Linked DNA regions of Mus musculus: regions 2, 3, 4, 5, 6 and 7 are each linked to region 1. A link is a loop called in an ENCODE intact Hi-C map of the cell type or tissue named here. Cell type or tissue: left cerebral cortex. All regions are shown on one strand.

Evidence for each region. Peaks named below come from ENCODE experiments on the same cell type or tissue, not always from the same donor. Only the 100,000 strongest peaks of a DNase experiment are listed, where the experiment ranks them.
Region 2: it touches region 1 in a loop (4-fold over the local background); 13 of 42 quality-filtered maps call a loop at or near these places.
Region 3: it touches region 1 in a loop (3-fold over the local background); 2 of 42 quality-filtered maps call a loop at or near these places.
Region 4: it touches region 1 in a loop (8-fold over the local background); 11 of 42 quality-filtered maps call a loop at or near these places.
Region 5: a loop joins it to region 1, with 2.3 times the contacts of the local background. A loop is called at or near these places in 16 of 42 quality-filtered maps.
Region 6: a loop joins it to region 1, with 9 times the contacts of the local background. A loop is called at or near these places in 18 of 42 quality-filtered maps.
Region 7: it touches region 1 in a loop (7-fold over the local background); 4 of 42 quality-filtered maps call a loop at or near these places.

The regions. Positions count from the first base shown.
Region 1 is chr7:116,699,428-116,703,427 of GRCm38, forward strand. No RefSeq gene overlaps it. Among named protein-coding and RNA genes, the nearest start is that of Gm39074, 16 kb to the right of the region's middle. In left cerebral cortex, CTCF peaks have their summits at 2,214 and 3,360 (motif pointing right); DNase peaks (open chromatin) are centred at 1,802, 2,226, 2,718 and 3,414; H3K27ac peaks cover 331 bases.
Region 2 is chr7:117,172,790-117,176,789 of GRCm38, forward strand. No RefSeq gene overlaps it. Among named protein-coding and RNA genes, the nearest start is that of Gm39075, 54 kb to the right of the region's middle. In left cerebral cortex, no CTCF peak of the experiment used is centred here; DNase peaks (open chromatin) are centred at 2,193 and 2,384; H3K27ac peaks cover 279 bases.
Region 3 is chr7:117,352,634-117,356,633 of GRCm38, forward strand. No RefSeq gene overlaps it. Among named protein-coding and RNA genes, the nearest start is that of Xylt1, 26 kb to the right of the region's middle. In left cerebral cortex, no CTCF peak of the experiment used is centred here; DNase peaks (open chromatin) are centred at 1,523 and 3,105; H3K27ac peaks cover 154 bases.
Region 4 is chr7:118,100,170-118,104,169 of GRCm38, forward strand. No RefSeq gene overlaps it. Among named protein-coding and RNA genes, the nearest start is that of Rps15a, 14 kb to the right of the region's middle. In left cerebral cortex, a CTCF peak has its summit at 2,284 (motif pointing left); DNase peaks (open chromatin) are centred at 2,282, 2,802, 3,063 and 3,584.
Region 5 is chr7:117,182,348-117,186,347 of GRCm38, forward strand. No RefSeq gene overlaps it. Among named protein-coding and RNA genes, the nearest start is that of Gm39075, 44 kb to the right of the region's middle. In left cerebral cortex, a CTCF peak has its summit at 1,880 (motif pointing left); a DNase peak (open chromatin) is centred at 3,730.
Region 6 is chr7:117,373,822-117,377,821 of GRCm38, forward strand. No RefSeq gene overlaps it. Among named protein-coding and RNA genes, the nearest start is that of Xylt1, 5.2 kb to the right of the region's middle. In left cerebral cortex, a CTCF peak has its summit at 2,147 (motif pointing left); a DNase peak (open chromatin) is centred at 2,151.
Region 7 is chr7:117,103,900-117,107,899 of GRCm38, forward strand. No RefSeq gene overlaps it. Among named protein-coding and RNA genes, the nearest start is that of Gm39075, 120 kb to the right of the region's middle. In left cerebral cortex, no CTCF peak of the experiment used is centred here; DNase peaks (open chromatin) are centred at 1,012, 1,834, 2,270, 3,123 and 1 more place; H3K27ac peaks cover 2,535 bases.

The DNA.
Region 1 (4,000 bases):
ATATTCAGAGCATGAGCCTATGGAGAACATTTCCTATTTAAACCAGAACAATATGTTTCTTAAATATTCTTCTTTTATTTAATAATCTTAAAATTATATTATTTTAGTGTGTGTGTGCATGTGTGTGCAAATGTGCAAATATGTACACATGTAAGCACACATTTATAGATCAGAGTACAACTCTTGGGAGTTGGTTCTTCTACCATGTTAGAACTGGGGATTGAACTCTGGTCACCAGGAACCTACATCTTACTGTCCCTGGTTTTAATACTTACTAATATGTACTTATGCTGTAACCTCTGGATTCCCCTGAGGCTGCCAATTTTACTTTCTACAGTGATGGCACCATTACATCCTCACCAGCAAAGTGTTGATAGTTTGGATTCCCAGTGTGGTCACCAACACACTTTTCTCTTCTTTATCTTCTCCATCCTGGTGTTAGATAAAGATATGTCTTTGCCAGCTGGACTCACCTTTCCTCCATAGCTTACGACATTGAGCATTACGACATTTTCCCATGCTTGTTGGTGATGCCTGTTACATGACTCTCCCTCTTGTGGGCTCTACATTTGGGGAAAGCAGAGATCAGACAGTCAATCTCTGTGGAGGAAGGTCTACATCCAGGAGGGCTTAAACTTTCCACTGGCCTTCTCGACAGAGTGTGAGTCCCTGTGAGTCTGGGCAGGAGGGACAGGAGTGTAGAGAGCCCAGGGAGAGAGTGTTGCAGGTTCAGGACAGAGATTGAGGACATCTGAATAGGAGCTGGACTCAGGCTATTGGGAGAACGGGGTGAAAAAGGCATGAAAGCCTCAGGCAATGAGATGTTCCATTTTAGTGTCAGAAGTGAGGAAGACCTCTGTTAGGAGAAAAAAAAAGATGGGGTCACAAGTATGTAAGCCAGAGCAGATCTTCTCCCACCTAAATATTGCACATCTATCTATTTTCACTTACATTGAGCATGTGCCACCACACGTGTGAAAGTTGGAGGATAGCTTATTGTGTCCAGTTCTCTGCTTCCATCCTGTGGGTCCCAGGGATTGATCTCAGATATGTTAGTCTTAGCAGCAAGCACCTTACCTGCTGATCCATCTCTTGTGCCCTAGACCATTCCTTTTTTGTCTTCATAGTTTGTCTGTAAGTCCAAAGAGCAATCCTTTGTTTGCATAGGGATAAAGGAAGTAGAGCTAGCCTCAATAGCTACTGACTTTGTGTCCAGTACATTACCTGTATTGTTATTTACATTGGGTTCATTCACTGTGACACAGTCCTATTTATCTTTATCTTGCTATTACTATCTTCCTACTTGCTCAACCTCGGGGGCTCATGCAAGGAACGGTGGGTTAACTGCCCCCCCATCCTTTTTCTCACCAGTTGCACCCCCACTGTAGGCCACATGTTGTAGATATTGCTTTTTGTTATTTCTGCCCTTCCAGTCCCTCGTGAGGGTCTGATCCCAAATGGCAGGCGCTTTTCCTCCCCTAAGCGACTTGTCTGACTGAGGACTCAGTCCGTTTATGGCCTAGGGAGGTGTGATGGGTAGCTTTAATTATTGACTCGATGCTGTACAGACTCACCCGGGGGAGAGAGTTTCATTGGGGGATTGACCTGCCAGCAGGTCTGTGAGGGATTCTCTTGATTGTTAGTTGAGGTGGGAAGACCTAGCTGGAATGTGGGACGCACCATTTCACCGGCCGGGCTTTTAACGGCATGAGAGCAGAACATGAGAGCAGAACGGCTGAGCGTGAGTAGGTAGGCAGCGTGGGCGGATTCGTTCCCTTCCGCTCTTGGCTTTGCATGCGTTCCTGCCCCGACTTTCCCTTAACGATGGACTATAGACTGGAATTGTGAGCCAAATAAGCCCTCCCTTCCAGCTAAGTTGCTTTTTGCTAGAATACCTTTTGTCACAGCAACAGATGCAAAGCCAAGAGTCAAGAGAATAGTGTTTTTTGTTTGCTTCATGTTCTATGCCAGCTTATACAGTTTTTCTTATTTAATCCTCTGTTCACCGAGTGAGGTTGGCATGGTAATCTTTGCTTTGCAAATAAAGAAAAAAAATGCCCAGCACTACCCAGCTACGGAAGTGACTTGGTCTGAACACAAATCCCATGAGTCCCTGGCAGTCTCTGGCCTCAACGGAGTCCTTCACAGATGGCCAGCTAGAGAGGAAACTTCGGCTGGTCTGAGAGAGCCTGCAGTGCCGCCCTCTGCTCCTAGATGGCGCTCAAGGCTCAGCTTCCAGGCCACACTAGGGGCTTCAGCCCTAAGGCTCTGTCTAAGACAAGCTGTGGAGTTTCTGCAACTATTTCAGGAAAGGAAGAAGCCTGTGTTGGAATCATTGTTCTGATTTTGTTTCCGTTTGCAAAGCCAGTCTTTCGTCTCTAAGCCTGCAGTTTATATGTAGCCATGCTAGACTGACAAGCTGAAGCCTGTGTGAGAGAGTGGGCAGACATCCCAAGTAGAAAATGAGGTAAATGGCGCTGTCTTCTGACCCTGTAATCAAAGTTGGCAAGACTTTGTAGATGTCAGCAGACCCTCCCCTGACCAGGGAAGAGAGACCTTTATCAGCAGAGGTGGGAAGAGCCTGTCATTTGGAGTCTGACCCCTTATTTTGTGGAGCTGGAGAGGAATGGCTGCATCACTGGACTCGGTTCGGGGGTTCCAGCGGGATTTTAAGCACCTTCTGCCTAGAGTGGGTGGGGTTAATGGGCACAGATGAGCGCAGCAGCTGGGCCCACAATGTGGGGAGGGACAGGAAGTTGGAGGTGCCTTTCTCTGTGGAGGCGGCAGTTACTCAGTCGCCTCCTTGGGGAGATGATGTATGGTCTAGATTTTAAAAAATCCTTAATGTTTACTTGATGTTAACTCCCAGTAAAAGAAAGTAAAAATGGTGTAGGTAAGGAATAAGAAAAGAAAAACATTAAGCAGAGTACAGGAGTCTTTGAGGGAAACTGAGGCGTCTTAGGTCAGTATCCCAGGAGGAAGGTAGACGGCAGCCAGACAAGGGCGTGCCAGCTTGGAAGGGTATTGGTAGCTAACTGGATGGATATTGGGCATAGCTGGCTCCACTTTTAGAGAAGTAGATGGGTGAGACCTGCCATTTTAAATTCCCATTTCCCCCTCAAAATCGTTCTAAGTGTGGGCATCTTCTTCCTGCTTTGTTGAGATTTGATCAACAATTCTGAGTCTCTCCAAGCCTACTTGTGATTTCTCTTTATTAAAAAAATAGATTTTATTTTTATTTATGTGTGTGTGTGTGTGTGTGTGTGTGTGTGTGTGTGTGTGTGGTTAATGTGAACCCGGGTGCAGTTCCCATGGAGACCAGAAGAGGGCATTAGATTCCCCCCTGGATCTGGAGTTACAGGCTTTTGTGAACAGGGTGCTGGGAAATCCGGTTCTCTGCAAGAGTAACAAAACACACCCACTTAGCCACTGAACTCTCTCTCTAGCCCCATTCTTCTGAGTGTTTTCTTTGCTTGGATCTCCAGAAAGCTTAGCACCTGGTTGGAGTCCAGATGCCTAAAACTTGGGCAGAGCCCAGTGCCCTTCAGGGCTGTATCTCTCTCCCCTTGCGCTTTCTTTTCCCTCGTATACATTTCCCTGGCTTTGTCTTTCGGTTACATTTTCTGGTTTGATTGTGCAGCACACACTGCTGGAGGGAGCCTGAACGTGAATGATTCAGGACAGCAGGGCTATGCTGGTTGCATGAGCTGGGTAGAGGGGCTTTGGTTGGAGACAGTGCTCCCTCTCCTCTGCCTACTCCCGTGTCCTGGAGGAGGAAGCAAGGGGTAAGGCAGCATCTGTTTTCTTTTAACCCTCTCTCTGTATTGGCTTCGAGCCTTGTGATTAGAGGTACACAGACTGACAGATGTCCTTCATGGGCTGCTTAGTGACGTCACAGGCAGAACATGATAGCAGGAGCTAGCTTGTATCTGAAATGGCCTTCACTGTGCTCGCCAGACAAGTGAAACAAACTCAATATCTGCGAGAAGTAGGTGAACCC
Region 2 (4,000 bases), 470 kb after region 1:
AACTATGGCTGGCCTAGTTAGTCAAAGGTTTATTTATCCAGTTAAGAGAGCCAAGCATATGCTCCATATTGTGGAGTTGTCTTAATTCTTGCCAATGCTTTTGATGCCCCTCCAGAACTTGATGGACTAGGCTATATTGTTTAAGATACCACATATGCTAGAGTCATAGAACATGGGAAGTCAAGCTGCTCTTTCCCTAGAAGCTCCATCTCCGGCTAGCTTTCACACTACTGGAATGTCCTATGCAGACTAGGGAGCAATCGATTTGCTCAGTGAACTTGTGAGCTATAATAACTACTGTCTGGCAAGATATGTCCACTGGTATAATAGTACAAATGCTGTGGGAGAAACCAACCACTTCCTCTTAATTTATGTTTAATTTTTTTTAATTTAAAAGTTTTTGTTTGTGGTGGTTTGTGTATGTATTTGTGGTGTGTGTATGTGTGTGTGACACACAGAGAGAATTTATAGTATATGCACCTCTGTGTGTAACTAGGTATTTGTAGTGTGTGTGTGCTTGCACAGGTATGTGTATCTATTTGAAGTGTATGCACCTTCCTCTGTGTGTGTGTGTGTGTGTGTGTGTGTGTGTGCTTGAGCCCGTGCACACATACATGCATTTATGGTGACATATTTGTGTGCACATCCGGAAACCAGATGATGAAGTCCGGTAACCTACTTTATCACTTTCTGCTGTATTCTCTTAAGATGGGGTCTCACAATGTTCCTGAAGCTAGGCTAATAGTCAGCAAGCCCCAGAGATTCTCCTGTCTCTGCCTCCTGTATGTCTAGGGTTATAGCCCTCCAGACAACCAGCCCAACATTTTCTGGAGGCCCAGTGATCCAAACTCAGCTCCTCGAGTGCTTTTTTACCACACGGAGCCATGACACACTCTTCTTAACATTGCTTCTGTTTTGATGATGAAGAAACAGAAACTCCGGGAAGCTTGGTGCATCATGTGCTTGGTCAGAGGCAGCATTAGCAGTTGAACCTAAAAACCATGCTATGCTCACAGGCCTTATTTCTGTCACTTACAGTTCTTATTCTACCTCCCTTTAAGTTGATAGAACTCTTTCACACCTGGCAATGCATGTTATTGCCAATTCATTTACAGGTTCTTAAACATCATTTGTTAGCTCTGTTGCATCACACAAAATATCTATCATCTATCTATCTATCTATCTATCTATCTATCTATCTATCTATCTATATCTAAACTCTTTATTATCTCAGTATTATATTCATTCTTGCTCTATCTATCTATCTATCTATCTATCTATCTATGGAATGATATACATGTTATACTTTCTCTTCACATATTGTATAAAAACGGTACCAAAACCATGGGATATCCATCAGTAAACATGCCCTTTAGGATGTTTGGGGAGAGACTGGAGGTACAAGTTCCACAGACCTGGGCCACACTCCATAGACAGATACTTTCAGATACCTGAGGTAACTGACTCTATTCCTAAGACTAAAGTTCTTCAAGTTCCCAAAAAGAGTGAGATGAAGAAAGGACAGATTCAAATATTTGGCTGGTGGCCTCGATTCTGTAAATCAAATCAGCAGAATCTAGCCAGACAGAATGCTTGCTGGTGTCCTTTACCAAGCCAAAGGAAGGCTCCAGTCACTGATTTGAAGGATTTTGCTAAAGTAGCTGGGAGGCAGAGAGGGAGGGAGGGAGGAGAGGGAGAGAGGGAGGGAGGGAGGAAAGGGAGAGAGGGAGAGGGAGAGGGAGAGGGAGAGGGAGAGGGAGAGAGAGAGAGAGAGAGAGAGAGAGAGAGAGAGAGAGAGAGAGAGAGAGATTTTTTTAAAGTCATTAAAACCTCAAGCCATGGACCCAAAAATATATGCTAAATGAATGAAGTCAGTTGAAAAAAAAATCCCATTTTATGATGAAATCCATGTAGACAGACCATAATTTGTTGGTTCCATAGGGAAGGGAAATGGCAGGTGATAGGATACAGGGCTTAATTTTGATGTCAGGAAACGTTCTAAAATTGTCTGTGGTTAGAGTTGCACATGTCTGAAAGAAAGTACAAACAACACTGAACTATAAATTTTATATGTGAAAACTGTGCAGCGTGTGAATGACATTGTCAAAGAGCTGCTACAAAAATAAGTCCCAACAGCCCACTCAGGCAATCCGGTGCCAAGAGTAGCGCCGGACTCCTATTCTCAACATCGATACACACTCACTGTTTCCTCAAGGTTTTGTGTGTTCTTCCCTTCCTTTCTCTTGCCATCCCTAGGCAAACTGATGGCATCCATATGGTCCCCAGTACACAATGATAAAAGATCTTGGAAGCCAAAGAACCTCTCTATTTCTTTTTAAAAGCATGCTGACTTTCCAATCACGCTAATTTGTTTTTGTATATTCAGGATATACATTTGAAGGGAATTTATACACCACCCAACAGCCATCTGTTCCCATGCTGCTTTTTAGCCTACTCTGGGAGTGGCTGGAAGTTGGGAGAGGAAGTTATTTCAGCTTTCTCTTGAACTTCCTACTCAGAACCCTCAAGAGAGAGAGAATACCACAGGGAAGGAGGGGGTGGGGCGAGAGGGGTGCTCATTCTCTAATAGAATTCAGATGTTATAATCTACGAGATCCTAAGTCAATGACTTAACCATCCTCAGCCTGTTTTCATATCTTAGATAGAGGATAATCATAGTTTCAGTACCTACTAGGCTCATTGAGAAAATGAAATAAGAGGATATCAATAAATCACTTGTCTTGACACACAGTATACACTCTGTGGATCAGAGCTATTCATTGTAATGGCTGTGATTCCATTACAATTGATTTGTGTGGATAGACTTTGGAAGATCAATCTTTTGTCTCTTCTAGCACCTCTACTCTAGAGAATACTCTAGAAATACTTGTCTTCCTGTAGACCTCCTATTACCTAAGGTGATTACTATTCTAGCTGGACCAGGATGTAGACTATAGCAGTTCCTTAGATATGAATTCAATTCTGGTGTCCAGAGGGTGATATCCTGGTGTCCTGATATTTGAAACTTCCCTTGAAGCATCTGTCTCTGTTAGGTTTTCCAGTCCCTATGACCTCTTGACATCCCCTTTCATCTCTGAATCTTGACAGTGATTTCTAGAAGAACAAGCCATGGATCTCTAAGGAGAAGAAATCTAGGAGAAAAAATGTGCCTGCGAGAGTGGATTCTGCACACGTGTCTCCATGAACTAACTGCTTACCAGCAGAAGTGAGAAGTCAGGCTTTTCCTGGTATCTGATTTTCTGGTGCCACAGGAAAGACCAAATGCATAATTCTACAGGGACCTAAGAAATCTTTGTCCCTTTCATAAGGGTGGACCTGCTCATGTCCCCATTTCTGCCTGAAGTTGCAGCTGCAGGGACCTACATGGTGTTTGCCCCTTTAATAAGATTGAACCTGCTCCGGTCACCTTCCCTTCCTATACTGATGACTTATGCTCCATGTCTCCACTAGAGTTTTTGGTCTCCAAGTTCAGACTTTGTGTGCCACAGAAACCAACTTCTGCTACTAGGAGAGATGTCCACAGGTTTTAAGGGTGTGCCTAGAAAAGTCGTAACCTACAAGACCAGGTGTGGTGGTTTGAATATGCTTGGCCCCGGGGAGTGGCACTCTTTGGACTTGTGGCCTTGTTAGAGGATGTATGTCATTGTGGGTGTGGGCTTTGAGAGCTTTCTCCCAGCTTCCTGAGGATGACAGTGTTTTTCCTGTTTGCCTTCCGAACAAGATGTAGAACTCTCAGTTCCTTCTCCAGCACCATGGCTGCATGGGTGCTGCCATGTTCCCACCTTGATGATACAGGACTGAACGTCTGAACTTGAAAGCCAGCCCCAATTAAATGTTGTCCTATAAAAGTTACCTTGGTCATGGTGTCTGTGCACAGCAATAAAACCCTGACTAAGACACCAGGCTTAGGGATTAGAGTCGTTTATTATGAATCCCATAGAAAGAAAAACCCAACTAGTGTTTTGTTTTGCTTTGTTTT
Region 3 (4,000 bases), 650 kb after region 1:
GATTGTGGTACGCCTCCTTCCTTTTCCTCTCAGAGTTTCTTTTGCTATGATGTGTTTTGCTCCAATACATCCTCCTGACATGATGTGATACCCTTACCAGCAGTCTGAAGCAACAAGTCACTTAACCCTGGCCTGAAGCCCCAGACCAATGAAGCACCACAAAGTTTTACTGTTTATAACTTGAGTATTTTATCATTGCAATGTGACCTCACCTAATATAGTGAAGCTATTTCCTCAGCCCTGTTTATGGATTTTTTTTTCAAGTGGAAGTATTCTTAAAGTTATTTAAAACCAAGTTTTAAAATGTATTTAGTGTCCATGAAAGAATACATTTGTATAAAATATATTGTTTGATAGAATGACTCTTTCTTTCTTATGCTTGTTTTGGACACAACTACCATCATGCAGGCACTGTTATCAGCACTGTTGATAGCATGGTATAGTAGTCTGGTCTTTCTTACTATAATGAAATGTCTGAGGTTAGGTAATTTTATAAGGAAAAGAGATTGATATTGGCTCATAGTTCTAGCCCAAGAGTCAAGGACCTATGTTTAGTAATTCCTTCTGGATGGCAGATCCTAAAGTGACTCAGGGCATGCCAGGAAAAAAAAAAGATTTTTAGTGCAGGAGTCATGTAAGAGGTTGTGGCCTCTGGTCTGAACAAAGAGAAGCAATTAAGGAAAGTGGAGAAAATAATATCCTCTCTAATGGTTCACTGGCATAAATGGAGTCATCTAGGCAGAGACCTTTGACCACCTTTGACTGGCTGCTCTGGACAGATGTGTATACTAGGTCCAAGGCAGGCTACCAGCATCAGGTTCTAGGTGCTACTGCTGCCTTCAGGTTCTGAACTCTGCCTGCTCTTTAACTGCTGTTTGCTTGGCAGCAGGTTCCATAGACCATACCATGTTTGAAATTCCAGCAGGCACTCCCAACATGCCTGAGCAAGGCACATCTTCTCCATCCATTAGAAGATGCTGCTAGCTAAAGGAAAGTTGGAATGGGGGCTTGTAGGCCATCTCTCTCTCTCTCTCTCTCTCTCTCTCTCTCTCTGTGTGTGTGTGTGTGTGTGTGTGTGTGTGTGTGTGTTCACATGTGCATGCAGTGTGTGTTTGAGTTCATGTAGGTAGGTATATGTATGAACGTGACTGTGCAGACATACATGGGCACCAGAGGTCAATATTGGGTGTCTTCCTCGCTCACCCGCCCCCCACACCTAATATTTTGAAACAGGTTCTCTCATGAGCTTGGGGCTCTTTGATTCAGATAGACTGGCTTCAAGCAAGCTCTAGGGCTCTCCCCTTCTCTCCCTCCTGGAGCTGGAATTAGAGAAGTGTACCACTGTGCCTGGCTTTTTAATGGATCTGTCCTGGTGCTTCAAGCTCCTAAAGTCCATCCTCCAGCCAGAGCTCTTAAAGTCTGACTACCCTGCGCCTGCTGAGTTCCTGTCTTCCGTCTTCTAAGATGAGCCTCAAACAGTGCTACTCCTAAATTAGAAGCCGCGTCCTGTAAGTGCTGACTTGGCAGGGGTAACACTGACATAATTTCACAAATAACGATGTTATCTGAGGCAAAAGTTGCATTAGATCAATTACCACTCTATTTTGGTGCCATCCCCCAGTGTTTATTTCAGCTTGCCTATTTTTAAACCAGAGCTCTCAGACTTCTCAGCCACAGCCATGAACCTCTCCAGTCCTTGCTCATGCTTGCCTTCTGCTTTGAACTGCAGCGAATGGTTTGAGTAGAGAGGAGGAAGTTAGCGAATCCCCCAGCTTGATCTCTGCTCTCAGGACCTTGATCTGGAGTCTTCTAGTTGGGGCAGATGGCTCTACTCAACAACAGAGTCATAATCTCAAGGCTGAAATGGGAAGGGGCAGTCTGTGGTTATTTTAGAGAAATAAAAGCTCAAGGATGCCTAGACTGGGCAATATCTCCTTCCTAGAGAAGGCTTCTGGACAGGTAAGACAAGGCTGTCAGAAGAAGATGTTAAACCTAACTTGCTCACCCACATGACCGGTGTTTGGGGCTAAATTGTTTCATGCCACAAATTCATATGTTGTATGTCTATGCCCTAGAATTAGAATAGGACACCATTTACAGATAGAATCCTGATTTTACAAAAAAAGGAGCAAATAGAAATTGGGTCATTGGGTGCTTCCTCATTCAACAAGGTGGGTATTCTTATAACACTCTATAATACTGTGGGAAGATGGAAGGGATGAGCCTTGCTATCTGATAAGTGTTTGTGTGTCCTCAAAATTAGCTTCAAGTGTGATGGAGCTTTCTCTCTCTCTCTCTCTCTCTCTCTCTCTCTCTCTCTCTCTCTCTCTCTCTTTCTCTCTCCCTCTCTCTCTCTCTCTCTCTCTCTCTCTCTCTCTCTCTCTCCCTTTCTCCCTTCCTCTCTCCCTTCCTCTCTCCTTTGCTCCCTCCCTCCTTCCCCTCCCCTCTTACTTGTCCCTCTTTCCTTCTTCCCCTCCCTCTGAGAACATCCAAGTGAAGATCATATGATGCTGGTCGTCTCTAGAAGCTGAAGAGCCCTCCCTCATCAGACATCAAATCTACTGACATTTTGACCTTTGAATTCTCAGCCTTCAGAACTGTGAGAAATAACTTTCTGTTGTTGACAAGACACCTAGCTCACCATATTTTATTACAGTATCTCCAAAAGACTAGGTGATCCCTTGACAAGCCAAAGAAAGAAGCCAGAAGTAGACCCTTCCCCTCAGCACTAAGCAGGGTAACCTCTGCCAACACCTTCATTTTAGACCTACAGCCTCTACAACTTTGCCAGTAGCTCCTGGCGAAGCCACTCACATTGTGGTGTTTTGTTAGAGAAGTCTCAGCCATCTAATCCGGTTGGGTCAGATCAATCTCGTAAAGAGTTATCTTGGTCTTAGAAAGTACTGCCAGAATGCTGTGCAGGGAGCCGAGGAACACGAAAGCAGAGAGCTTCTCTTTCCTCTATTTTTGATCTTCACCTACCTTCTCTACCCTCCTCCCCATCCCACTCTAAAACCCCTCCATTTTGGTGCCCTGTCTATCAAATGTGCATCACAGAATCCCCACTAGGGAAGGGCAGGTGAGTAGGGAAGGGCAGGTGAGTAGGGAAGGGCAGGTAAGGATGCCTCGGACGATGCCTGTCAAGTGCAGACACACCACACATGCTCAATTGGTGGAAGCCATGGGTGCCCTTCCTGGTAACAAGAACTTAAGATCATGCTTAAGCATGACAGATAACCACTGCAATCAGTGATTATGAGCTGTATTCAATGAGTAAATATTACTGGCAAAGAGAAGCTCTGTGAATTTCTGTCACGAGAAGTGACCTGTGTCACACAAGCCAGGCTCTGCAACTCACAAGGGGTGGGACCAAGGATGAGGTGCTTCAGGTTCTTCAGGGATGAAAGCAATGGGTGCTTGGAAGATGCTGGAAAACTGTGCTGTGAGAAAGTTCAACATCTCAGTCCTAAGAGAGAGAAGGATGTGGAGAAACTCACCCATGGGTCTAAAAGACATACGCAGCTCTGGGGATGAGATATGCATACTGATGGTTTTCCCCATATGCCTTCTAGTTAGCTAATATTAAATATGGGGTCCTCAGCTCCTAGATCTAGACTCCTTGCTCCTGTTGATGTGTGTGTATGTGTGTGTATATTAGCATATATTAGCATATATTAATCATTCATGATAATGGGGTATATCTGTAAACCCCGTTTCTGTGCTTGTATATAATGGATTCTGATAACATTCACGACATTCCCCCTGGATGGTGCCCTTCCTTTTCACACATGGTCCCCCTTCAACCTTCATGTCTTTTTCCTGTGTGACACAGTAAGTTTCATTGGAGCTGTTCACTGGAGCATAAGGGGGTATTTAGATGAGTGTGGGCACCTTGCCAGTGACTACACCCCTGAAGAAAGCCCCTCCTCCTCCAGCAACTATAAAGATCTCCAGGAAGGGCTGAGACCCTGAGGCCTTTACTCCTTACCTATTTTTAAAT
Region 4 (4,000 bases), 1.4 Mb after region 1:
TCTGATGCCTCTGAGCTATCTTCTGTCCCTTCTGTGTATCACTACTTGGCTAGCCTCCTGCTGACTTCGTCCCATTGTGTGATAGCTTTCCACTAACTCTGTCCATTTGCTTCTTTCCCTGCAAATAGTTAAGATGCTGTAACTCTTACTGAACTTGCTGGGCATGAGACATACTTTGTGGGAGACTTTCCTCCCAACCTCAACTTTCCTGTCTTCTCTTTGATCTTCTCACCTCCTGGTCCCACTTAGGACCCTGTCACTGAAGAACAAGCTGCTCCTGGTCACTGGAGGTCAGAGAGCCCTGCCTTCCATACAGATGGAACACCTCATCATGCTGGTGAGTCCTTAAACCTGTACCCTGTGCTTGTCTACCTGACTGTGTCTAACTGGACACCACAAACTCAGTGTGACCCAGACCATGTGCTGAATGACCTTCTGTGAGCACTCAGGGTGGGCTAGCTGGCAGCGGACTACTAACTGTGCAAAAAATGTTCAGTCCTCCACTTGCATAGCAGGAGAAAGCCATGCACAGCTGAGTGGATGAGCCCTTGGGGACGGAGGAGGAAGTTAGGCGGGTGAGAAATGAGAAACCCAGGTCTGGAACGTAATGATGTCCCTATGTCCCTCTTCCGAACCTTCCAAGAGCCAGCCAAGCTCATACAGGCCCAGGTTGTTTCCTGGTTGTTAGTGCTAATAAAATATTAATTTATTTACCCTGCCACCACATTTTTTAAAATTAAAAAAAAAAAAAAACCTAAAGCTTTTGAGTGCTGTAGGTCACAGCATCCCCCTAAGGAAGCAGAGCCCTAGAGCTAGGAAAGCTAGGAGTTAGCAGAAGTCGGAGTCGTCTTGGTTCTCCCTTAGGAGTGGGAGTGGGGTGGGCAGGAAGAAGCATTTGGGGAAACTTTATTGAGATCACAAGGGGCAAAAATGCCTCCAGACGATTATCTGGTTTATATTAAAAAGTGCAGCAGAAGAGAAAGTAATATTAAAACTGGGAGGCAAAGAATGAACAACACAGACGGATCTAACAGTCATTAGCACCGAGCCAGAGATGAAAGCAGCCCTGACTCCCAGGCACACCTGCAATCCCAGCACTCAGAGACTACAAGCAAGAGAGTGACAAGTTCCAGGCCAGTCTTACCAACAGGGTGAGGCCTTGTCTCAAAAACACAAATGAACCAAAGAAAGCTGTACATTCAATAAAAGCAGTGTTGGAACTGGATATGCTGGCACACACCAATAATGCCAGTTATGGTAATCTAATGGTAGTCTGAAGAAGGAGAATTGCAATTGTTGTACCATATAGCCAGATGCTCCAAAGGACGGGAGGGAAGGAGATGAGCTATGCTCTGTGTCTGGTATGACATGTATTAGTATGTGCTCTCTCTCTCTCTCTCTCTCTCTCTCTCTCTCTCTCTCTCTCTCTCTCTCTCTCTCTCTCTGTGTGTGTGTGTGTGTGTGTGTGTGTGTGTATGTGTGAGAATGGGTGGGTAGGTAGGTGAATGGGTGGGTAGTGAATAGGTAGGTAGATGGATGGGTGAATGGGTTGTTGGGCACAACCTATCCCCCCAGTCCTCAGAACAATCTTGTGGTGGTGGTTTGAATGAGAATGGACCCCAGAGGGTCATATAGTTGAATGTTTAATGTTTGACCCCCAGTTGGAGGAACTGTTTAGGAAAGATTAGTAGGTATAGCCTTGTTGAAGGAGGTATGTCACTAGGATCTGGCTTGGGGTTTTCAAAAGCCCAGTTCGTCCTCACACTCAGTCTCCCCCTCCCTCCCTTCCTCCTGCTCTAGCATCATTCATTCATACCTGCTATCATGTTCCCTGACATGATGTCATGAGCCCACCATCTGAAACTGTAAGCAAGTCACAATTAAGTTCTCTCCGTTTGTTTGTTTGTTTGTTTTTCAAGACAGGGTTTCTATGTATAGCTCTGGCTGTCCTGGAACTCACTTTGTAGACCAGGCTGGCCTCGAACTCAGAAATCCGCCTGCCTCTGCCTCCCAAGTGCTGGGATTAAAGGCGTGTGCTACCACGCCTGGCACAATTAAGTTCTCTTGGTCTTAGAATGTTGTCGCAGCAGTAGAAAAGTAGCTACGACAAACTCTCCTTGACCTGAAGGCCAATGCCAACGATACACATCCTCCCTCCTTCTGAACCTTCTTTCTGTGGCCATGAATAATTTGCCTCATCTCAACAAGGTTTCCAGTCCAGACATAGGTTAATGGCAGCAAACTGTTTCAAGATACTTGTGGTCCTGTGCTGTCACCTAGTGGAAACTCCATGAAACTGCAGAGAGGATGCTTGAAGCACTCATGGGAGCCTGGAGAGAATTTAACAAGACTCATGATGGATTGATAACTGGTTTTAATTTTATTTAACTTTTTATTGATTCTTCATGAATTTCATACATGCAACCCAACCCCACCCATCTCCTTGTTCTCTCGTACTGTCCTTCACCCTTGCAACCTCCCACCAAAAAAAAAAAAAAACCTGGTGTGGAAGCTGCAGTGTGCATGTCCCACAGTACACCCTTTTGTCCATACTCCTTTGCTTGCAAATGTTCATTGCAATGAGTCATTTGTCTAGTTCAAGGCCTCTGGCTTCTGCTACACTATCAATACTGGAAACTTACTAGGACTCCCCTTGGACACCCTACTGTCACCCTGTGTCGTGGAGATCCTGTAGCTTTAGATGTGTAGGACTTGCCCCTTCATGCTCTCCAGCAGTCCACAGATGGAGTTGATATTGGGGTGTGCCAACTCAAAGCCCTGGATCTGGGCCTGGATGGTATCTGAGCTGCTCACCTGCCAGCTCTCCCACACCCACAGCACCAGGGAAAGCTCTCCTGCACTGCAACTGTTAAGGGCAGAGCCAGTTCTCCCACTCTCATGCCCTTGGGCGGCTCTGCCACTTGCTACAGGTGGTAAAGAGTGGGGGAGGGAGCATGTTTCCCCTCACCTATGCCACCACACAACAGATAAGTGGCAGGGCCAGCTCTGCCATGCTCACACCCTTGGGGCCAGTTTACCAACAACTCCCACTACCAGGGCCAGCTCTACTGTGCTTCCTAGGTGAGGTGTAGGACCTGCAGCCGGCTAGGGGTGGATAGGGTGAGCTCTCCTACTCTCCACCTTCATGGCTAGCTCTCCTAGGGCTGGGAGGCAAGGGATGGGGCCAGCTCTGCACAATCCTCATACAATGACAGGGCAGCAGCCCAGACCAGGGACATCTGACTAGCCTTTGGTGGTAACAAAGGACCTAAAGACCAGGACCTCACTACGGCCTTAGGTGGTACTCAAATCAGGCTCCTTGATTCTCTAGTTCTGCCTCTCTTCATTGTGCACATTCTTCTGTTTCTTTCTCTTCCATCTCTCTACCACTTGGTCATCCTAGTGGTGCCCAGTCTCTGGGTGTCTGGGGTCCTCTTAGGAATGGTCTCAGAAGTGCTATACCTTGCCCATGCCATGTGGCACCAGGTGGAAGTTGTCTTGGGCGTGGTTTTGAAATCAGTTTTGAAAGGATGAAAGGATTGGGCTAGTTCAGATATGCAGATCTTGGAGTAAGTGAGCAGTGTACATATCTGGTTATCCATGGAGACAGGAGGGAGCCACCATGAGTCTCCACGTGCGAGTTTGCATCCCCATTCATCACACACCCAGGGCTTCCCCTCTCCTCTCTCCAGACTTCACACTGTGCAACTATAGCCTATGCCAGAAGGTTCAACCATACACAAGGCTTCCCCACACACCCACAGTTAAGACTATTACTTAAGCAAGAAAGACAGCTGTAAGAAGCTAATTAGGAAACCTTCAGAACAAAGAAATTGCTGAAGAAATTGACCTTGGAGAATACTAGGCCAGGACAGCTTAGAAGAGCCCAGGCAGTGACACTCTGAGATTATCAAGGTTTCTAGCAACCTGTCCCAAATGAAAATTGCTGCGTACAAGGGTCAGCCTCCTTCGACTGTGTGCACAGCTGGGAGTGTGTGTG
Region 5 (4,000 bases), 480 kb after region 1:
CAATTTTTTCTCTCAGAAGGTCACATCTCACCTTCCTGTGTCAAAGGTAGGAACCATCAGGCAAGAGAATTCGGGTGCATTTTTAATTTAAAGAAAATAATTTCTGTTTGAATCCTGTCTAAAGGGCCATGGCTGCCTGAACTACAACAGCAAAGTCACTGCTATTTTCTGTCATCATTTATGGCACATTCGCAACCGTCAAAAGCAGCCACCACCAAAAGCAGCCGCCGCCCAGAGTGACAGCCTTTGATAAACCGAAGCCTTCCAGGTTTTCATGAGCTGACCCTGTTGCAGTCATTGATTGTGGAAAATCGATGGAGACTCTGAGAGCAGAGACAATGATCTCAACTCTGGACTCCTGCCGAACTGGTTAACTCTAAACACTAAATTCAGGCTGGAACTGGTGTTGTGAAAGTGTCTGCTACCGCTTATGGAATGGTCTTCAGGCCCATCTGGGAGAGATTAATCAGGAGGCTAAAGAAAGGATGACCAAGCTTTCTTGAACTTGGAATATAGTAGGGATGATGGCGTTCAGGGTGGAAACCTCAGCTCTATACATGTTCAGAACTAGTCAGGGCATCGAGTTCAGACAGCTGCCAGCCTCAAAGGTATCTCTAATGAGAGAGTGCCACCTGTGTGGCACACTTTAGGAAGCTACGTGGAAGTTTGGCCTTAGGGTGAGGTACTTTGCCTTTCTTGGCTGCGGAGCTGCAATAGGCTCCAATAGTTCTGAAGGCTCAAGGCCGACTGATGTCTTCTAGGAATAAGTATCCACTTTGATCACAGGTCTTAAAAGGTTTTTTTTTTCCTGGAATATGATCATATAAATTTCTTATTTTGCATCTAGCCTTTTAAAAGTGTTATGTTGTTATTTTTGTTTCCAGATAATAATTGAATGTTGAATTAATTGCTCCGCTTGTTACTGTGGCAAACTGGAGTTAGGAATTAAGAGTTTGTCTTGATTCCTGGTTTGAGAGGATACCATTCATCAAGCCATGGTGGAGGGAATATGGGGCCACTGTCACATCGGGTCCCAAGTTAGGAGGCAAAGAGGAAGGTGCTGATGCTAATCTATCTTCCTCCTTTGTTTTCCCCTTTTATTCCATCTGCCAATGGTGTGCTTGCTACCCATATTCAGGATAAGTTTTCCCTCCTCGGTGAAACCTCTTTTGGGCATAGCTTCACTGCATGCCAAGAGGTGTGACTCCTAGGCGATTCTAAATCCAATCAAGTTGACAACTAAGATGAACTATCACATATATACGCAATGCAATGCAACCATCACATATATATTTATGCAATGCAATGTGATTTTCAGTGTATGTATACATTGTGGAATTAAAAAAAAAACCACAACCATGTATTATTTTAGGTGAACTTGAGTGGAGTCACATCTCTAGTACCAAATTGGACCCTAGGTTGGACAGCCATAAATTTCCATTCTTCCCAGTCATGGCGATTGGGTCCAAATGGAACCAATTAAAAATGAATAATGGGGTTTGTATATGGAACTTTGTAAGAATATTAATCTTTTTCTTTAGAAATGAGTTTGTGGATATCTGCATCCACAGATTTTATTTATTTATGGGAGTGGACAGAGGAATGAGAACAAGAAAGCAAAAAACAGTAACATGAGGCAAATGCTTTCAATGTTATTTATGCATGGGTTTTAATACAAGAAAAACATGTGCACAGGTTAAAAAAATCAGAAATTACAAAGGAATGCTTGTAAAATCTTTCACTATAGATGGCTGGAGAGATGTATCCCGAGTTAAGGGTGCCTATTAGTCTTGCAGAGGACTTGAGTTTGGTTCCCCATGTCTGGTTGCTCACATTCACCTAAAACATCAGCTTTGGGAAATATAATGCCCTCTTCTGGTCTATATGGTCACTGCATGTATATATGTCTATGTCTATGTCTATGTCTATGTCTATGTCTATGTCTATGTCTATGTCTATGTCTATGTCTATGTCTATGTCTATGTCTATGTATATACATGTATATGTAACAAGAAAATATATCCTTAAAAGATTCTCCTATTGAGAACTGAGCATTTGTGGCACATGCTGGAAGGCAGAGGCAGGAGAATGAGTTCAAGGCTAGCCTTGTATACAGAGTGAGTTACAGGACAGCCAAGACTGCACAGAGAGTCCATGTCTCAATGGGGAATAAAGATTCTTCCATTGTAAATCAGACGTCAACATCAGTGTCAAATCCTGATTAATATCAAGGGAAGAGGTTATTATAATTTTTACAGTGTAGCTTATAATGTGATTTTAAAATTGGGGGAAATGCAAATGGGCATTTTAAAAAAGCAATCTTTGAGTTACTCTTTCACCATTTCATGCATATGTAGTATACTTTAGTCCTGCCTCATTCCTCTGTAGCCATTCTTCCAGGGGAACCACGTTAAGGACAGATTCTTGTCCCTAAATAGCAAAGCTCATCTTGTGAATGCAGGAGGGGCCATGCTGAAGAGTTCCTGTCAGGAACCATTAGAGGGATATTTTAAGTAATCTTCAACTTTCTTTCTCTCTCCTTTTTCTCCCATACTGAATAGGATAGCCATATAATACCCTCAAAACCTACAAAGTGCCTTCATCCCCCAAATGCCCTGCTGAAATCAAAGTTCTAGCTAGTGATTGTCACTGAGAATCACTCTATGAGAGTCACTTAGGACCAGTGAGTTCAGAAACTCAGCCAACGGGTGTTGTCTTCAGCCATATCTTTGATAATGTTTTGATGATGTCTTTCATATATTTCACTAGCAATGGCTCACTGGATGCGCTGCTCACCCTCTGCTTGTGTGTTTGTTCTCCTTTTTGTTGTTTCCAGTCTAGTCCAGCTTGACCTCCAGCATTCCTGACTCCGTCTCTCCACACTGTGACTGTAGAGCGCTGCATCTTTAAATGTGATTTTCATTCTGCTCAGGTGATTTTTTTAAACTTGGGTTCTTACACTTGCGACCCCATACTCCTCAGCCCTATTTCACTACTTCTTAAATGTGTTACTAAAGTCACCTGGGAGGCATTCTACAGCATGTCCCCATCCCCCAGTTTCTGAGTCACCAGGTCAGAAGAGATACCCCAAGAAGGTAGGTTTCCAGTAAGTTCCCATCTAGCACTGCTGCTGCGGGGCCACACTTTGAGACCAGTGCTCTAGTTAAGCCACCAGCTCTCTGACTTGTTGGAACAGGACACATAAGAGAAAAACACAAACCACAACATGCATTGATGAAGTGGATTGACAGCTGTGTGTGTTTTGTGAGTATGCATATGTGTGTGTATTTATGTGCCTATATATGTACATTTGTGCATATGTGTATGTGAATGTGTATACATGCCTGTGTGAATCTCTCTCTCTCTGTGTCTCTTGCATGTGTGCTTGTGTGTGTGTTGTGTGTGTGTGTGTATGTATGTGTGTATGTATGTATGTATCATGACAGCTCTTAAAGTGTTGCTGTTCTCATTTCTTCACCAATGTTTGTTCTTGGAACTGAATTCTGAGCTGTTGGAGGTAGGCTGGGTGATGACACGCTGATGCTTATGTTTAATAATGACCCTAGCTTAGTTCTCTGGTAACTAAACAGAGGTAAGCACATAGACTAGATGAGCAGGAGTGGCAAGGAGGCAGAGCACAGGACTTCTGATGAGGGACCAGCATTACAGTTCCCATTTTTATTCATGAACCTTGTTAGTGGAAGCAACCATCTGGTTCTGGCAGAAGGTTGATGTTAAGTCCTGGTGGAGTGAGAGAAACCACCAAAGCAGACTTTTCCTGTGTTTAGCTAAAGGACCCACCAGCTGCTCTTCATCATATTGGAAGGGAAGGACACTTTCCAGAAGAGTCTATGCTCTATGTTTTATGCAGGTTGATGATGAGCCCACTGTGAGGAGGTCTTGAGTTTGCGGTTGAAACAGCCACCTAGATACTCCTCCTTATTTGTAAAGAAGAAAGGGCTGGCACAACCTTCCCCATTCCTATGCCCCTGAGTGTACT
Region 6 (4,000 bases), 670 kb after region 1:
CACCCCTTCCTAGTTCTTTCTGATCTCTGGCTGGCTGATCAACTCAGCTATTCTGGCTCCAACTCTTCTCCAAGCTGACTGATTCAATCTGGCTTCTCTTAGGTCTCCTGAATTCTGCTCTGCATGACTTCTAACTAACTCTAACAATCTGTTCTAATTTTCTTGCCTCTTCCCATTCTCTGGCTCATTCTGTGTTCACCCATGTCTAGCTTGGTCTCTTTTCAACCTATTTCTGTAAAACTCTCCTAGTAAAACTGCTTCCTTCCTCTTTGTACTGCCCCTTGAGTAGTTTCCCGCTCCCTTCTTCTTGTAAAAGTTGGGTGTATCCTAGCCTGTCAAATCTTTCTCTGATTCATCACCTTGTCTGCCACTCAGTTAGACATCCCTTTTAAACATGGGTGTTTCCTTATACAAACTAACTTTACCTTCATCATTTGGGATTAAAGGTATGTACTAAGGGTGTGCCTGTATTCCAGCCAGATAGATGAAAAGTATATGCAATCTCAGTACGACCCCTATTCTGCAACATGTGCATGTGAGTGTGTGTGTGTGTGTGTGTGTGTGTGTGTGCATTTTCAGGCCAGAAGACAACTTCTGCTGTTTCGAGACAGGATCTCTCACTGTCCTAAAACTCACTGATTAAATTAAACAAGTCCTAGGGATCTACCTGTCTCTACCTCATTGGTGCTAGCTGTGATTCTGGACATACATCACCATGCTCCCCTTTTTATCTGGGTGCTTGGGATCAAACTCAGGTCCTAACGGTTGCCTAGCAAATACTTAGTAGTCTGAGCTACCTTTCCAAGCCTAAAATGGTATATTTTATCTTTTCCCTTATTTTATAAAATTTGCCCAAACCATTCTATAGCTCTTGTTATGTCCCCACAAGTAGTTAGGTTTTTACTAAGCACAGCTTGAGAAAATCCCAACCACAGAAATCCAACGAACGTAGCAAATGTAAATCCCAAGAGTGTTTTTGTACATTAAAAAAAGAAAAAAAAAGAAAAGACCTGCAGTCATTTGTTCAGTCTATGGTGGATTTCAGAGGCATAAAGGGAGTCAAATTTCTGGAAGAATTGTATCTCAAAGAACACAAATGGACTATTCCAAGGTCATTGCCTCGTAAAGTCTTCCTTGTGGCTGGTGGGGACTTGGCTTACTCTATGCACTGTAGTACCTCTCTTGGTTTTCCTTTCCTTTGTTGTCCTCAATGGTCTCCAGAGCTGCTTGTTTGCAAATTTACCTACTCATCCCGATGCACCTGTCCCACTGGGTAAAAGGTCCACAGCAATAGGAGTCCTCTATGTGCCTTATTCCACGAGTTTCCATGGAGAATGGAGGATGTTCTCACTCAGCGTTCACAGAATGTGATATGTTGAAGTGTCTAATACAAAGATTAGCCACTCGTAAATGCTAAATAACTATGATATCTTCTCACCGCCCATCATCATTCCTGGCCTTAGTGGTTGTATTAGATGGGTGCTGCAGAGGAAGAACAGATGTTTCAAGGGGATGTATTAGACTGGCTTCTATCACAGGGGCAGGATAGTCCAATGATGACTAAGAACCAGACACCCTTGTAGTTGCTCCATACACAAGGCTGGATGCCTCAGCAGTCCCAAGCTGGCACTGGAGGCCCAGCGGGCTCCTGGAGAGATGTTGACCTTCAGTGCATGCTGGAAAGTCAAGATACTGGGCTCTGATATCACAGAAAGATGCTGGCATCTAGTTGCCCTCGCAGGCACACCTGGAGTCCCAGGAGCCAAATTTGGCACCATTAGATTTATTTTAAAGGAAAACATCTCCACGAGTCTAATGTGAGATGTGGAGTGGGAGCCATTTGTTCCCTTTCTCACTCGTCAGAGCATTGCCATTGTAGTTGAGGCTGTGAGACTTCACAGCACCAAGTGCTGGTTTCAGACACAGCAGATAATTTCAATTAAGGACAGTTTCTCTATGTCCTTACCTGGGGCATCTTTCTCCCATTCTCTTCCCTTTAGCTTCCCATAGCTACTGATGCTTGCAAACCCGTGAGCCTTCTTTCTGGACACCCCCTAGCAGCCTGATTTCTTGCTCTCTCTGGACCTTGCATGCAGGAAACTGATCACAGGGAAGTTATTTGCTAACCAGAGCGCCCTCTGCTGATGAAAGAGTCCCTGGAATCACAACTCTGTTCAGCTGTTGGTCTGTCTGTCCGTAGGGCTGACAAGGCCACTTAACTTCCCTTGGGTGGGATGGGGCATCTACCCACAGCCCTCACTCCGGAGGGGTTTCTATGATCCTGCTGCTCAGAACTCCCCTGGCTCGTGGGCATTTGTTGAAGACAGTCAGGGATCCCGTGGGTGGAGGTATTCCGTACTGAAGTCTCACATCATCAAGCACACGCAGGTGAGCCACCTGCTTCCAGCGTCTGTGCTGATGCAGAAGTGAAACTCAGGAGGAGTTTAAAAAATTCTTTTGAAGAGCAAAGTCGGGTCAATTGGTAGCATTTGGGTAAAAACCAACTATAAAAACAAGAAAGAGACATGTGATAGAGATTAAAACGGAAACCATATACCTCACTAAATTTGACTGTTAGTCTGAAGTTGATTTAAATTCAGAAGGAGGCGTGAGAAGCCCAGGCTCTCCAGAACCCCGAGGCAGGAATATTTGAAAAGGTCTGGAATTTTTTTTTTTAACTTGGTGATCAGGTGGTGGCCCAGCTAACAGTCTTTTTGCCCCCCACTGGCTAATCCCTCTATTTCACAAGAAATAGATGACACACAATGTCACCATTTTCATGTGCCCTGGAAGACTTGAGTCTTTTTTTTTTTTTTTTTTACTTTTCTGCTTTACAATACTGAGGGTCAAAGATGTTGGGCATCCTGCTCACGCATCATGAAATGAAAATGTTGCTGGGTATGGGTTTTGAACCTGGGTCTGTACCAGGCCCCAAACGGTGCCGCTTCTTTCTGGAAGAATGCCCCTGGCTCATTTCACCTGGCCCCAATCCTGCAATTGATGGATGTTCATTCCACATCCAGAGCTCACCCAAGGCCTTGCACTATACCAAATAGCAGAGAGAGCAGGCATAAAGAAGTGAGGCAAAAGAGACACTGGAACACCACAAGGTCCTGATGTTACACAGCCTCCTCCATGGAGCCTTCCATAGAGGACCTTTCTCCCCTCTGATGCTTTTAGCCACTTAACTTTGATAGAAAGAGGCTTGCTTCAAACTGGTAATTCAGACTAGCTTCAAACTGGTAATTCCCCTGCCTCGATCTTCCAAGTGTGTGTGCCACCAAGGTTGACTTGATCAGTAGGGATGCAAAAAGTTATTTGTATGAGTTAGCTTATTTAATCCTTACATTTAAAAAAAGTGTCAATAAACTCCCATTATTTTAAGCCCCATTTTATGGATGAGGACGTTGAGGCATAGAACTTAACAATAGATATTTTAAAAACTCAGTTAAAATGCAGCAGAGGGGAGATAGACCAGCTGGTAAAGAAGCTGACTCCACAGAAACCACAGAAGATAGCAAGCCCTGGGGTGGGGGTGGGGGGCAGTTGATTCTGGGCAGCATAGCTTTTTTTTTTTTAACTTCCAGGCTGAAAATCAAATAGAAATAAACAGCAAACAAACCAAAAAACCCACCCCTGAGGTTCCCTTTTGGCTTTCATGCACACAAACACACACATGCATGTGCACATGCGCTCGTTAAGCCTGGGCAAGCTAGTTCTTATCTATCTCATTCGCTCCGTGCACTGATCCTGGAATTGCTGTCAGTGAAATAAATGTCTTGTCCCTCTGTCCTGTTGGACAGTTCTTTGAGGGTGAAGACTATCCCAACCATTTCCTTTGCAATTGCTAGCTCAGGACTGGTCACACCCAATAACTCACAATGCCCAGTGACAGATTCAGCCTTCCCATCCTTGAAGGGATGGAGAAACAAGATTTGGCATTCGGGGTGGTGGTTGAGAGTCCCACAAATCAGGCGAAACTTCCCTAGAGCTCTGTCTC
Region 7 (4,000 bases), 400 kb after region 1:
CTGTCTCTGTCTATGTCTCTTCTCTCGCTCCCTCCCTCTCCTTATCCCTCTCCCTCTCCCCCACACCCCTCTGCCATTCAGGTTGCCTTCAGCTTCAGCAACCCTCCTGTCTTCCTGAATGTTAAGATTGCAGGCATGAGTCACCATGGCAGGCCATCAGGGTTGGATTTCTAAGAACACAGTGTGAACATGTTCCTCCAGTGGACACACAGCTTATTCTAAAGCAGTCTTCTTAGGAGGAATACATGTCACTCAGAGGGCTAGATGACTGTTGTAGTCCCTTACAACACAGAGGTTTGCGTTTGAATACACTGCTGTTTGTCCTAATACCTCAAGTGGTTCCGGCTTCTCTAGAGGATTCCAGGCTTGCAAAGTAAAACCAGTGGGGGAAAAAAAGTTCTCCCCAACATAACATTTCTGTTACGAACCTCCTGCAAGGTCACGTGAAATGAGTTGGCTGCTAGTAGACTCTTCAAGTCCCTGGCTAAGGGAATAAGCCCCAAGAGATATTATTGGCCAAACCCTGAAAGATTCTAGGATTGTTCTGTATATTGACCAAGATTGTTAGTGCTGAGATTCAATATGGCTGCCCTTGAGGACTGCCATAGGACAGCAAGAATGGAAAAACCCACACAGCCTTAAAATGCATTATTGATGTCTGACTTTATGAGGAACTAGGAAATTTTGAGGAATTCTTTTTAGTGATAAAAAAGGAAAAACCCTTCGCTTTAAACAAACAAACAAACAAACAAACAAACAAGGATTCTAGTTTCCTTTCCAGTTGCTTTGAAAAATCACTCTAACAATAACAACAAAAGCAACTTAGAAAAAGGAGTTTGTTTTCATTTTAGCTCACAGTTCCAAGTTCCAGTTCATCACTGTCAGGAAGCCAGGATGGGATCCGGAAGCAGCCAGTAATAAATACCCTCATTCATCCACTTACCAGTTTTACATCCGTTTTGATTGAGGCGGGGCCTTGACGCAGTGCCAAGGCTGGCTTTGAACTAAGGATCCTCCTGCCTCAGCCCCTGGAATTCTAGGGTTTTAGGTTTGCATGATTACACCCCAGACCCCTAGTTGCCTTTTGGTTTTTTGTTGTCATTTGTGGGACAAATGTTCACTGTGGAGACCTGGCTGGCTTGGAACTTGATACGTAGACCAGGCTGGCCTCAGTACAAAAGGTGGGCCCATACTCAAAAGAATAAAATGCATGTATGCTTACTGCTCAGCTACTGTTCTTCACTTTATGAAATTCTGACCAGCATATGAAACAATTCCATCCACTTTTAAGGTGGGCCTTTCCACCACAACTAACCCAGTTGATAAAAATCTCTCACAGAAATATCCTCAGGCTAACTGAATCTAGACAATCCCTCACTGAGAACCTTGTCACAGATGATTCTAGATTGTGTCAAGTTAACAATTAAAACTAACCTTCAGAGAAAGTAGATACAATCAGCACAGTGGTAGGAAGCCAAGCTCACAGAAGTCCGTGAGCTTTAACACTTCAAATGACAGCAGGACTCCTGTGAACTTGGTGGTTGGTTGCCACCCGCTTGTTCTCTGGACCCTACTATTGGCAGTGATGCAGAGCAGACAAGAGGATCATCTAGTTTATCTAATAAATCAAAGCCTGAGTTGAAATTTGGGAAGCTGAGGGTGGGAAGCTTGGGTTGTGTCCTTTGGGTGGGAAGCATCCTTGCCAAAGCCAGTTTTGATTGCTGCTTCTTTTCATGGGAGGTGGTTCCCTCTGGGAACTCCCTCTGACTGCCTAAATTCCTCACTATGGCAAAGAAAATATATCTGGGTTTTGGAGTTGGGCTCATTCGAAAGCTCTGTGCATATCCCCCACACTAGCACTTCAAATGCCTACCCAAAGGAAAACCATGCTTGTGAGACTCTTTGCACCCTGGGGATCTGTGGGTATAAAGAGGATGAATCAGGAAAGGGGCTGTAGATTCAAGTCTTTTTTTTTTTTTTAATGAAGGATATACTCTGTCCCCACCGTGAATAGTAGGACATGATGAATAATTCAGTGGCGTTCTCTCTTTCTTGCATCAGGCAGCTCACAGTAAAGGACAATTTCACTATTCCTCCACATCAATAATGTTACCTCCGTCCTTTGGACGCCAGAGCTATAGCACAGTTCTTACGTTAGAAAAGACTGTAAAAGCTATTTAATCCCACCCATTATCAGAGACACAGAGAGAAATTGAGGCAAGGTGGTTAGGTAGTTTGCTTTATCTACAAAGGAGGTTGAAGGCAGAACACAGCTAGGACCCTGGAGTCTCAACCCCTAGCTGTCTCTGCTTGTTTGTCATAGACTTCTCAAGTTTCTCTGTATATAACAGATGTGATTCAAAAGGATCATCAGGTCCACACCACTGTATAATATGGGAGGGTGCATGTCCATGTGCATATGTTTGTGTGATTGATTGTATGTGTGTGGAGGTACACTGCTTACATCTGTGTGATTGTGTGATTGTGTGTGTGTGTTGGTACATGTGCATATGCCTGTGCATACATGCAGATGGTAAAGATTGACCTTGGTTATTGTTCCTCAAGAGTTACCTACTTTAAGTTTTGAGCCCCCCACCCTCACCTGGGGCTCACCGACTCAACTATGCTTACTGGCCAGCAGGCCTCAGAATCTGTCTGTCTTCTCATGTGCATGCCCATGGGCGCTGAGGATCAAGCTCTGGTCGTTGCACAACACAGCAGACACATTACAACCGAGCCATCTTCCCAACCCCCTGGTCCACATGATTATAGCGTCTGCCAATGGTAGACAGAAGGCTAAGCCTGTGTTGTTTCTTTCTGGGAACCCTGAAGCCTCAGAGACTCAGCTCTTTACACTTTTCCCTGTGCTGTGACCCTTTCCAGAACTTGATAGCTCCAGAGGAAGAAGCAGTGCGGTCACCCAGCACTTGCAAAATTCTAAGAAAACCCTGACATGTGGATGGCAAGTCCCACGGTGTTCTCTATCTTCTATGTCAGAATCCACAGGATGCCAAAAGACAAATGCATTTTTCTCTTCCAAATTATTCCTCCTACAAATGCTAAGCATCTCCATCTGGGAGGCATTTAACATGTCGAACAGCTATTGCTGGTCTGTAGGAGGACTCGCCAAGTATCAACTGTTTCCCTGAAATAGCTCCCCTTATTGCTGCAGGAGCCGCCAAGACTCAGCCCAGGCAGGAAGAGGAAAAGAGTATGCAGTGAGGTCTAAAAGTTAGAGGGGAGCGAGTGCAATGGGGCGTTGGTTGGCTTCACACCCCAGCTCTTCTCCCAAAGATGTGTCTCGAGGAAGGCACGTACAGAGGCAATGTGCATGCAGATGGCTGTCACCTGTTTCATCTCACAGATGAAGTTCATCCAGATAGGAACAAGAAAACACACATTTTCTGCTGGACTAATTTAGAACACAAGTCCCATAAAAGATGGCAGTGGTGGAATATGTGAGCTTGGGTAGTACCCAAGACATTGTCTTTACCAGTGTTCTGCTTTCTGACCTGTGCAGTCCAGCCAGTGAAGATGAACAGAGACCCAGGACAGAGACCCATGTTCTCCATCATCACAGATGGTCCCTGGGGATGCTGACTTTTATTTCCATTGCCATGATAAAAATGCCCCAACAAAAGGCAAATTAGGGGAGAAAGGCTTATGCTAACTCATGATTCCAGGTTACAGCCCATTCTAGAAGTCAAGGTGGCAGGAACTTAGAACTGCTAGTCACACCACATCCACAGTCAGAAGTAAAGAGGAACAAACACATTCATGCTGTGAGGTCATAGCTCACTTTCTGAACTCTTACACAGTCTGTGACCCAAACACAGGTGGGCTGGATCTCTCAACATCAGTTAACACAATCAAGGTAATCCCCCACAGACATGGCCACAGGGAGAACTAATTCAGAGCACTCCTCATTGAGATGCTCTTCCCAGTTGATTCTGGATTGTATCAAGTTGACAAAGAAAATTAGCCATCAAATGGAGGTGTG